Linked DNA regions of Mus musculus: region 1 is linked to region 2. The links are chromatin contacts, found by Hi-C or POLR2A ChIA-PET in ENCODE. All regions are on one chromosome and are shown on one strand. The core of a region is the stretch at or near the end of the contact, and the rest is flanking DNA. Distances in the headings are between cores, read along the strand shown. Region 1 holds the start of Chtop (chromatin target of PRMT1). Region 2 holds the start of Ilf2 (interleukin enhancer binding factor 2).

What was found. A loop is a pair of places that touch in the nucleus more often than their neighbours do. ChIA-PET counts read pairs that join two places held with the same protein, here RNA polymerase II (POLR2A).
Region 1: a loop to region 2 is called in a map of heart, with 4 times the contacts of the local background. The contact joins the promoter of Chtop here to the promoter of Ilf2 in region 2. A Hi-C loop is called at or near these places in 1 of 37 maps with a recorded cell type or tissue (heart). POLR2A ChIA-PET finds 5 or more read pairs at or near these places in 5 of 5 experiments (Patski and embryonic stem cell).

The regions. Positions count from the first base shown.
Region 1 is chr3:90,506,481-90,511,635 of GRCm38, forward strand. Chtop (chromatin target of PRMT1) reads right to left here and starts at 3,018. Exons shown (of 6, transcript NM_001293776.1): 1 at 2,711-3,018; 2 at 1,065-1,146. The coding sequence starts at 1,129. S100a1 (S100 calcium binding protein A1) reads right to left here. Exons shown (of 3, transcript NM_011309.3): 3 at 4,554-4,884. The coding sequence ends at 4,741.
Region 2 is chr3:90,474,600-90,479,564 of GRCm38, forward strand. Ilf2 (interleukin enhancer binding factor 2) reads left to right here and starts at 1,602. Exons shown (of 14, transcript NM_026374.3): 1 at 1,602-1,646; 2 at 2,406-2,465; 3 at 2,721-2,763. The coding sequence starts at 1,642. n-TMcat11 (a tRNA gene) reads right to left here and starts at 1,332; the gene lies at 1,261-1,332.

The DNA.
Region 1 (5,155 bases), core at 1,768-4,267, 33 kb after region 2:
AACAAGGGCTCAGGTAACAGCTCTTAAGAGAAGTGGAAAGCATGAAATACACGCAGTAAGCAAATATGATGACAAGAAACAGAGATGCAGTTACAAAGACAAACAGAAATGCCGACACTTTTGGAGAGTGAAAGTTCATTCAAAGGACAAACAGGAGGAAGGATCAGAGCACCTTCAAAGTCCACTGAAATAACAGACTCATGAGTTATGGGAGTTTATTACATTCTAACATGTTACTTAGTAACACATGAATACAGGAAATTAATGTATCACATCTTAAAAGATGAACAGAGAAGCACATGTGCTTCTGAAGCAAACACAGGCACTAAATTAAATGCCTTGGGAGTTCTAGCAACAACATAATAAAATGGTGAAAGACACCAAATAAATGAAATTCTCAGAAACAAAAACTGCCTTTAAATACAAATAACCACTCTTTCTGACTCAGGACTTCTGAGAAAGTTAAATTAGTTAAGTCGCTTAAGAGCCTAAGAGGACATTATTCTATCATTCCTGTTATGATTAAGTTTAATAGAAGTAAACACACAGCTGATGAAAGATTTCAAAACAAAACAAACTAAAAAGCAGAATGGGAAGAAAGTGAAATGGAGCAAAGCAAGTGCCTCTTACAAGGCCCAAGAATGCCATTCAGGGGCCTTTGGACATAGTCTCGGCTTGCTACCTGCCTCTTACAGGCCAGACACAACACTGCTGGCCTCGGACTAGGCAGCAAGCCTCTTGCAGCCAGGATATACCATACCATCATGCTGCACCACCCCTGTATCAATGTTAGGAAAAAAAATTGAAGGGAGGGTGTGAGGAGTCTTTTAAAAAATATATCCCACCAGGTAAATATTTCAGATAGCTTAATATAAAAATCTACTGATAAGGGGTTTTGAAACAACTGCCCAATTTGTTTTGTACCACATTAGATGCAATTAAGAACAGAGGTCTGTAGCCTTCTGTCATTTAGCTTACAACTGGCTTTTTTTGTATTGGACCCCAGGGTCAATTTAAGTAATGTTTTCTTAGGAAGGAGCTGAAGTTGCTGTTGGCTGCCTCACCGCTCATTTAGAGACATCTTGGTGGTGCTTTTTAGCACAACTTTCGGCGCTGACTGTGCAGCCATCTTCAAATCCCGAGAATCTACAAAGGACAATATGCATGAGTCAATCAAAATAATGAAGCTTGCATTTTCACAAGAAGCAAGGCATAAATCTGTTAAAGGCCTATATTTTTAACTCTGAAGATGGTATCATGAGATCTTAAGTTTGCCAGGTGGTGGTGGTGGTGCACTTTTAGTCACAGCATTCCTGAAGCAGAGGTAGGTGGCTCCCTTTGAGTTCGAGGCTAGCCAGGTCTACATAGCAAGTTCCAGGACAGCCACGGCTACCTAAGAGAAACCCTGTGAGGTGGGGGCTTACGTCCATACAATAGTTATAAAAATTTCAAAGCTCCAGGATGGAGAACATCTGCCAAAGTCTCCAAAATAGCAGAATGAGATGTAGCCAAAGCCTAGGAGTTTGGCTTTCAATAGTTCTTCTCAGCCTGGACTGTATGTGACTTAGCTGAGGAATGTTTGAAAAAAAAAAAAAAAAGAAAAAGTCCCTCCCAAACTAAACTAAATTCTTGATGCCTGGATCCAGACCAATTAAAGTACAATCTGGCCATGAGGATGGGGTACAGCAACTGGGATTGGGGGTGCTACCCAGGTACATCTTACATGTCTATAGAAAGTTGAGGGTCATGGATCTAGAGAAATGGAGGAGCTGGGAATATAGCTCCTCAGTAGAGTGCTTGTTTAGCACTGATGAAGCCCTGGGAAGTTCAATTCCCAGCAGCAACAGGGGAGTGGTGTAACAGTCTGAGGCTGTAACGGGTTACATTGTCACACTGTGAGGACCGGACTCTCATACACCCAAAATAAAAAGAAAAGCCTAGTTTCAAAATCGATTCTCAACTCCAAATGCAGGTGGAGCTCTAGTTAGACATGGCAGGGGAAAGACAGAAGAGGTTTTCTAAATGGGTATTCAATCTGAGAGCTCTGTTAAGAGCACACCACAATATTTTAACTGTAGTGGCATATACTGGGGAGGGGCTGAGGCAAGGGGGTCACAAGCTCAAGGCGAGCCCGGGTGATTTGACAGACCCTGTTTCAAACTAAGATTATTATTATTTTTAAAGCTGGAGATGTTAACTCGGGGCGCTAGTTTAGCCAAAGTACGATTTTGGGTTCAACTTCGGTGCCGCAAAAAAAAAAAAAAAAAAAAAAAAAAGAATCAAAATCGAACACCCAGAGCCGCCGCTAATTCCTGTACTCCTCATTTGACCTCCACCTCGAAGCCTCTCAGGACTCCAACTTTGATCAGGCGACTATTTCCGTGGTTATCCCCATCAAACGCTATTCTGGGGCGAGGCTTTGGCTCCGATGGAGGACGCTTATCTAGGTAAGCAAGACACTGGATTTGAGGCCAAACCACTACGACCAGCACCACCAGCACCAGCACCTGCACCAGACACGCCAACCACAAGCAGCACCCGCACGGCTAGCGGCCCAGCTCGCTGGCCGCGGTTCCGGCTTAGCCTCCGCCTCCCGGCTCCGCCCCCTCCCCGGCCTCTGCGCACCTCAGCCCGGTCCACACCTGCCACCCACGCCACCGGGCCCCGGACCCCGCGCCCCTCCACCTCTGCCCTCTCCACAGAAACTCACCGAAGGAGATGGACGCCAGCGCTCCTCCCGGGGTTGCCACCACGGCTGCGGCGGGCGGCCCGGAGGCCGGCCTAACCTGAGCTGACGGCGGGCCGCTCGGGTTAACTAGCTGGGCGGTTGGCTTAGATGCTTAAACGGTAGGATGTGAGGCTTCCTCGTTGTGGGTTGAGTATCTAGCTGACCGATCCTCCCGCTCGTCAAGCCTGCCCTTTCCTGCCTTTCGTCTGGGCCCCCAGAGCCGGCGCCGCCAACTCCCGCTTGGTGTCCAAAACAAAATGGCCGCCGGGCCCACCAGTGCAGCGTGACCGGCTAAAATGGCGCCGACGGGCTTGCGTCAGTGCGCGCGCAACTAGGGGCGTGGCAACATGGTCCTTTGGCCTAGCGCAAGAATCGCAGCGAATCCCCACTGACTTTGGCAAAGATCCCTTAAGTTACGTGTAGTGCTCCGCCTTCGGGGGCGTGGCCAGTGGCCGTAATCGCTAAGTACCTCTAGACTACCTTCTGGACAAGTTTATGCCCCACTTTGGTGGGATTTTTGGCTTGCAAATAGCAGCTTAGATTGGCAACAGTGTTTGTATCCTTTTATTTCCCATTCCCAAGCTAAAGACAACTGTAAAAAGTCTTTATTAGGACCTTGAGACCTGGCTAATTTGCTCAGGCCCTCAAACCTATTTGTAGAGTTTCTGTTTCTTTTTGAGGCAGGCTTCCTTTGTGTAGACCAGACTGGCTTCGAACTCACAAAGATCCACCTCCTGACCCCCCCTAACCCCGCCCCTCCCAGTACTGGGATTTAAGACCCACACTGGACTCATCTACATCCTTTTATAGGGACTGCCTCTAGAAGATGTGGCTAGTTTTAGGGTGGGTCTTTTTACCTCAAGTAATCCAATAAAGCAAATCTGTATCCCCACTTATGTATCCCTAGTTCTTACATAATGTCTAGCAATGATGAGGCATCAATAAACACTGAATGAAGCTTGGGAAAAAGTTCTTCTAGTAGTTTTTTGGTTTTGTTTTCTGGTTTTGTTTTTTTGTTGTTGTTTTTTTTTTTTTTTTTTTTTCCGAGACAGGGTTTCTCTGTGTAGCCTTGGATGTCCTGGAACTCACTCTGTTGACCAGGCTGGCCTTGAACTCAGAAATCTGCCTGCCTCTGCCTCCCGAGTGCTGGGATTAAAGGCGTGTGTCACCACTGCCTCTGGTAGTTTTTTTGAGACAGAGTCTCTATAATGTAGTTCTGGCTGTTCTAGAATTCTCTATACAGACCAGGCTGGGCTTGGACTCACAGAGATCCTCCTGCCTTTTACGTCCCAGGTGCTGAGCTGGTGTTAACTATGGTACGTGCCACCATTTCTAGCTTTCTTCAGATTTTTTAAAAAAGATTTATTTATTTATTATATGTAAGTACACTGTAGATGTCTTCAGACACACTAGAAGAGGGCACCAGATCTCGTTACGGATGGTTGTGAGCCACCATGTGGTTGCTGGGATTTGAACTCCGGACCTTTGGAAGAGCAGTCAGGTACTCTTACCCACTCAGCCATCTCACCAGCCCCACATTTTTTGATGGCTTGTTTATTTCTGTTTCTGGCTATGTAGTATGGGCTGGCTTGGAACTCAAAATCTTCCTGCCTCATCCTTCAAGTCCTGGTATTACCAATTACTCATACAAATCCTTGAGAAGCCAATGACACTTGGATTCCAGCTAAAATTTTCGGACCCCTACATTTCTGGGTTTTGAGTGTTCCTTAAATAAGGAACTAATGTAAACTTGACAAGATAAGGTGTTGGGAGTGAGCACCCCTTACTTCACACATAGCCATGCCCAGAGGGTACAGACATTGATAGCTGGTGAGAGAGAAGGCTTTATTAAAACAAGTGGCAGATCTGGACTGCCACTCTTGTGCCCTTGGTGCACGTCGAGACTGGGCAAGGATGGGGACATAGGGAGGTACAGGTGGGGTGAGGAGCAAGCACGCTAAAGGGGAAATCTTGACAAGTGGGAGAGGAAGGGCACTGCTCACAGACTGTGCTCAACTGGTCTCCCAGAAGAAGTTGTTACAAGCCACTGTGAGAGCAGCCACCAGCACAACATACTCCTTGAAGTCCACTTCCCCATCTCCGTTTTCATCCAGTTCCTTCATTACCTTGTCCACAGCATCTGCATCCTTCTGGACCTGTAGAAGGGGATGGAAGTGTTTATCACTAAGTCAGAGCCACCATGGTGGTGGAGGAGGAGGTGGAAATGAGCAAGTGAGAGAATGATATTTAATTATGGGAGTCTTCTACAACCTTAAAGACTGGTGAGTTAAGAACTGGTGACCTGGGACTGGTGAGATGGCTCAGTGGGTAAGAGTACCCGACTGCTCTTCCAAAGGTCCGGAGTTCAAATCCCAGCAACCACATGGTGGCTCACAACCATCCGTAACAAGATCTGACGCCTTTTTC
Region 2 (4,965 bases), core at 352-2,851:
AGAGATGGCTCAGAAGTTAAGAGCACTGACTGCTCTTCCAGAGGTCCTGAGTTCAATTCCCAGCAACCACATGGTGGCTCAGGACCATATATCTGATGCCCTCTCCAGGCCTGCAAACATACATGCAGGCAAAATACTGTATACATAATCAATCAATCAATCTTAAAAAAAAAAAAAGAAAAGAAAAAAGGAAAGGAAAGAAAAGAAAATCTAAAGGCAAACTTAACCCATGATGGTAGAAATCCAATATGGTTACCTTTCTGAGATGATGAAAGACTTTTTGTGAGGCAGGATCTCCTATGTAGACTTACCTGGCATGGACTGGCTACATAGAATAGTTTGACCTTGAACTCTCAGATCCTCCAGCTGCTGCCTCTCAGGTGCTATAATTAAAGGCATGCTCCACCATGTTTGCCAAAATAGCGTTCTTTTTTTTTTTTTTAATTCTGTTATATTTATGTTGTGTTTATGGGTGTCACCACACCCACAACCTTTATAGTGAGGTCGGAGAACAAAATGCAGAAATCGCTGCTCTCCTTCCACCACTGTGGGTCTCAGAGGTTGAACTCAGGTTGTCGCGATTATACCTGCTGACTCACCTTGCTAACACGATAAAGTATTCCCTATTTTAATGAAGGTGCAGTTAGGTTACTTGAAAGGAATATATGCCTACGAAAGTAAGTAATACACCAATACTTGTCAGAATCACCTAACATAGCGAAGTGGGGAGGAGCTGGTGGAACTGGGGAAGAGAAATATGTGATCAAGATATATTGTATGACCCAGCACTCGGGAGGCAGAGGCAGGCGGATTTCTGAGTTCGAGGCCAGCCTGGTCTACAAAGTGAGTTCCAGGACAGCCAGGGCTACACAGAGAAACTCTGTCTCGGAAAAACCAAAAAAAAAAAAAAAAAAAAAAAAAAAAAAAGATATATTGTATGAATTTTTTTCAATAAAAAGAATCATATAATAGTAATGCTATCGAGGGAATAGTGGTGGTAAGTGGAATTAAGTTATTTCTCATATTTCCATAAGGTAAAAGTTATGTTTTCAGGTGAGGCGGCACACGCTGGAGATTGCTGAGTTTGATGACAGCTCGGGCTACACTAACGAGTATTATGTAAGTCAGGATGACCGAAAAAGACGCTATCTAAAAAAAAAAAAAAAAAAAAAAAGTTGGAGAAGAAAAAAGAATTGTATTTCTTGTTATGGAAAGGAAAATTTAATTAGATTGTCAAAATTTTAAAAACAAAGCCTCCGATAGCAGAGGATGGTTTCGATCCATCGACCTCTGGGTTATGGGCCCAGCACGCTTCCGCTGCGCCACTCTGCTACCCACTGGTAGCATTCTCTTCTTTTCCATAGAAGAGCTTACCATTCACCGCCTCAACTTCTGAACGCCCTCCGCTGTCAGTGGGGAAAATTGCCTTCATCCCTGTTATGTCTTCTTATTGGCTGGCTCCTTTACAGGGCATTTTTCATTGGTTGCTGCGTTAACCAATAAACGCGCGGGACGGAGTGAGGCGGGAGCCTATCGCGCAGGCGTTTGTTGGGACACGCCGGCCAGACGTTTCTCAGCCAGCCTAGTTCTTCCCAGCGAAGAGCGGTTGTGTGGCCTCCATTGTTCAGGATTAAGCGAGCCATGAGGTAAGTGGACAGAGGTGCTTGAAAGTTCCAGCCGAAGTCTCGGGGGCCTGGCTGAAATGGAGTCGGAGGAACAAGGGCCTGCATCTGGGCGGCCGGCGGAAAGCCTGACCGCGGGGGAGTGGAGCAGGAGGAGGCTGGCGGACTCCGGGAATCGGGCCCGGAGGGGGTCGGGGCCCAGCAGGGGGAGTTGTGTTGATACCTGGGTCTCGGGGGCCGGGAGGGGATGGAGGAGAGGTCTTAACGGCCCAGGAAGATCTCCCTCCGTGCGCAATAAGTAGGCTGGAGCGTTGCGCAATTTTCTGGTACCTAGTGTTTGACCAATAGTACATGCCTCGTAACTGTTAATGCTGTATTAATAAATGATAAGTCACTTTACTGTGCATATTAGGACTGGTGTGCCTCACGATCGTAGGTTACCTTAGTAGGGGTATGTATATCAGGTTCTGAAACTCGTATTTTCCTGATGTGAGTTTTGATAAAATCCTGAATTAGAAGTGGGGTGTGGTGTCGAAAGCTGCACTCACAGCACTTGGGAGGTAAGGCAGGAGATACATGAGATTCCGTCTCAAAAACAAGAAAAAGGAAAAGTCCAGAATTAGGATGTCATTGGGCACCATTTGGAATCTGGGAGAAGAGAGCATGAAATATCTATCCACTTCTGTAGTTCGAGGCGGTCAAGGTAAGTCAAATTGAAATAACATTGATGGTGTGATGGAGACCTTTTTCAGCGAATTGAGAGTAAAATGTATGTATTTTTAGGGGTGACAGAGGACGTGGTCGTGGTGGGCGCTTTGGTTCCAGAGGAGGGCCTGGTGGAGGGTGAGTGTGGCTGTTTGCATCTTTGCCTTGGTTTGTTTCAGTAGAAAGGGGTTTGGAGTAGATTGTTCTATTTCATTTCATGAAAGTCACGAAAAGCATTTCTTTTCCTGATGTCCTACTAAGTGGATTTGACCTTTTGCTAAGAATGATACAGCTCAGAAACTTTTCCAATTCTTAAGACAGAATTGGTTGGTGCATTGTGTACCTCTCTTGTGCTTTCTGCTTGAATAACTTTGGGTTGTTTTCATGTTTCAGGTTCAGGCCTTTTGTGCCCCATATCCCATTTGATTTTTATTTGGTGAGTATTTTGGCTTTGGAGGACTTTCCTGTTCACTTATAGGTGTAGAAATGGAGCCCCCTTGTTAATGGAGTCAGATACTGTTTGGAGTAGGATTCAAGAGTGGATCTTTTCTTTGTTTGAGTGAGGGTCTTCTGTATGATTGGCTGGCCTGGAACTCTATGAATACTTACTGAGTTGACTGCAAATTCACCATCTTCCTCCCTCAACCTCCTGAATGTTGGAATTACAGTCATGCATTCCCACATCTGGTGTAAATTTTTATTTACTTAGTATGAGTGCTAGAGATTTGAACCCAGGACCTTGAACATGTTAGATCTATATCCCTAACACCTAATTTTATTTTATTATTGTATTTATTATATGTCACTATCTACTTATAGGTATAGCTACAGGTATAACATGGCTCTAGTGGAGGCTACAAATTTTTTCCAGTTCTTGCATAACGGTGCACATCTGTCTGTAATTCTAATTTCCAAGGATCTTATGTCCCTGTTGATTTCCACAGGCTCATGCACACAGGATGCATATGCATTCACTGTGGCACTCACACATACACATAAATAAATATTTAAAAAAACAAGCCAGTTCACCAGTCAGTCTTTAAAGAGACTGTAATCCTTTTGTAATCCCAGAAATGGAAGCCTGAGCAGTAGGACCATGTTCAGAGTTCAAAGTCAGCCTGGGTTACTAGAGTGAACTGTCTCAACAAAAACAAAACATAGAAAACAGAGTCAGCAAGGTAGGAAAAATAATTCCTTTACAGTTTCATTGTAATATTTGTCTAAAAAATGTCTTTTTAAAAAATAATTTTTAGGACTTATTTATTTTGAGACAGTGTCTGTATCTATAACCTTGGCTGGCCTGGAAATCAGAGATCTGCCTGTCTCTGCCTCCACAGTTCTAAAAGTGTGTACTATATTACATGGCGGATGGGTTATAATCAGTTCCTTTCTTTCTTCATTTATATTTGGATTTTTAGATAGGGTTTTTCTGTGTAGCCCTAGCTGTCCTGGAACTCAGAAACCCACTTGTGTCTGCCACCTGGCTTGCTTTTTTAAAAAATTTCATGTGTATGTATAAAGTACTTGCCTATATAAATATTTACCATATGTGTGCTTGGTGCCTTTGGAGGCTAGAAGAGGTGACTTGTCAGAGGTTGTGAGCTGCCTTGGGTATGCTAGGGATCAAATCTGGTTCCTCTGCAAGAGTAGCAAATACTCTTCACCTGCTGAGTTATCTCTCTGGCCTCTGGGTAATTTCTGTTTGTGTGTGTGTGTGTGTGTGTGTGTGTGTGTAAATAGGGTTTCATTGTACAGCCTTGGGTGGCCTATAATGTACAGAGATCTGCCTGCCTTTGCCTCCTGAGAGCTGGGATTAAAGATGAGGGTCATCACTGCCGGGCCTTTATTTCTTTTTATATAAAGGTAATGAGTACTCAGGCTGCTGTTGTAGCTCAGTTGGTAGAGTGCTTGACTGGCATGCACAGAGCCCAGAGCATTTCATATATCAGTATGAGGGTACGCACTAATAATCTAAGTACAAAGGAGGAAGACACAGGAAGATAAGATTACAGTCATCCTCAGCTACATAGCAAGTTCAGGTCAGCCTGTGATTTTATATAAGACCCGTCTCAAAAGAAATAACAGAAAAACAAGGTTTGCATTTGGACTTGAACATCTGAAGGAGGTGAAAACAAGTGTTGTAAGGTGTACTGGCTTTGAAATGGTCCCTGGGGAAAATAAAATTAAATGTAGACTTTTCTAGTTTTTTGTTTTTTAAGATATATTTATTTTAGCTGGGTGTGGTGGCACACGCCCTGGCTAAAATCCTGGCACTTGGGAGGCAGAGGCAGGTGGATTTCTGAATTCGAGGCCAGCCTGGTTTACAGAGTGAGTTCCTGGACAGTCAGGGCTATACAGAGAAACCCTGTCTCGAAAAACCAAAAAAAAAAATATATATATATATATGAGTACATCATTGCTCTCTTCAGACACACCAGAAGAGGGCATCAGATCCGATTACAGATAGTTGTGAGCCACCATGTGGTTGCTGGGAATTAAACTCAGGTTCTCTGGAAGAGCAGTCAGTGCTCTTAACTGCTGAGCCATCTCTCTGGCCCGTTTTTTTTTTGTTTTGTTTTTTTAATTCTAAAGATTTATGTGTGTGTGTCTGCATGTATGTGTACCACACACATGCCTA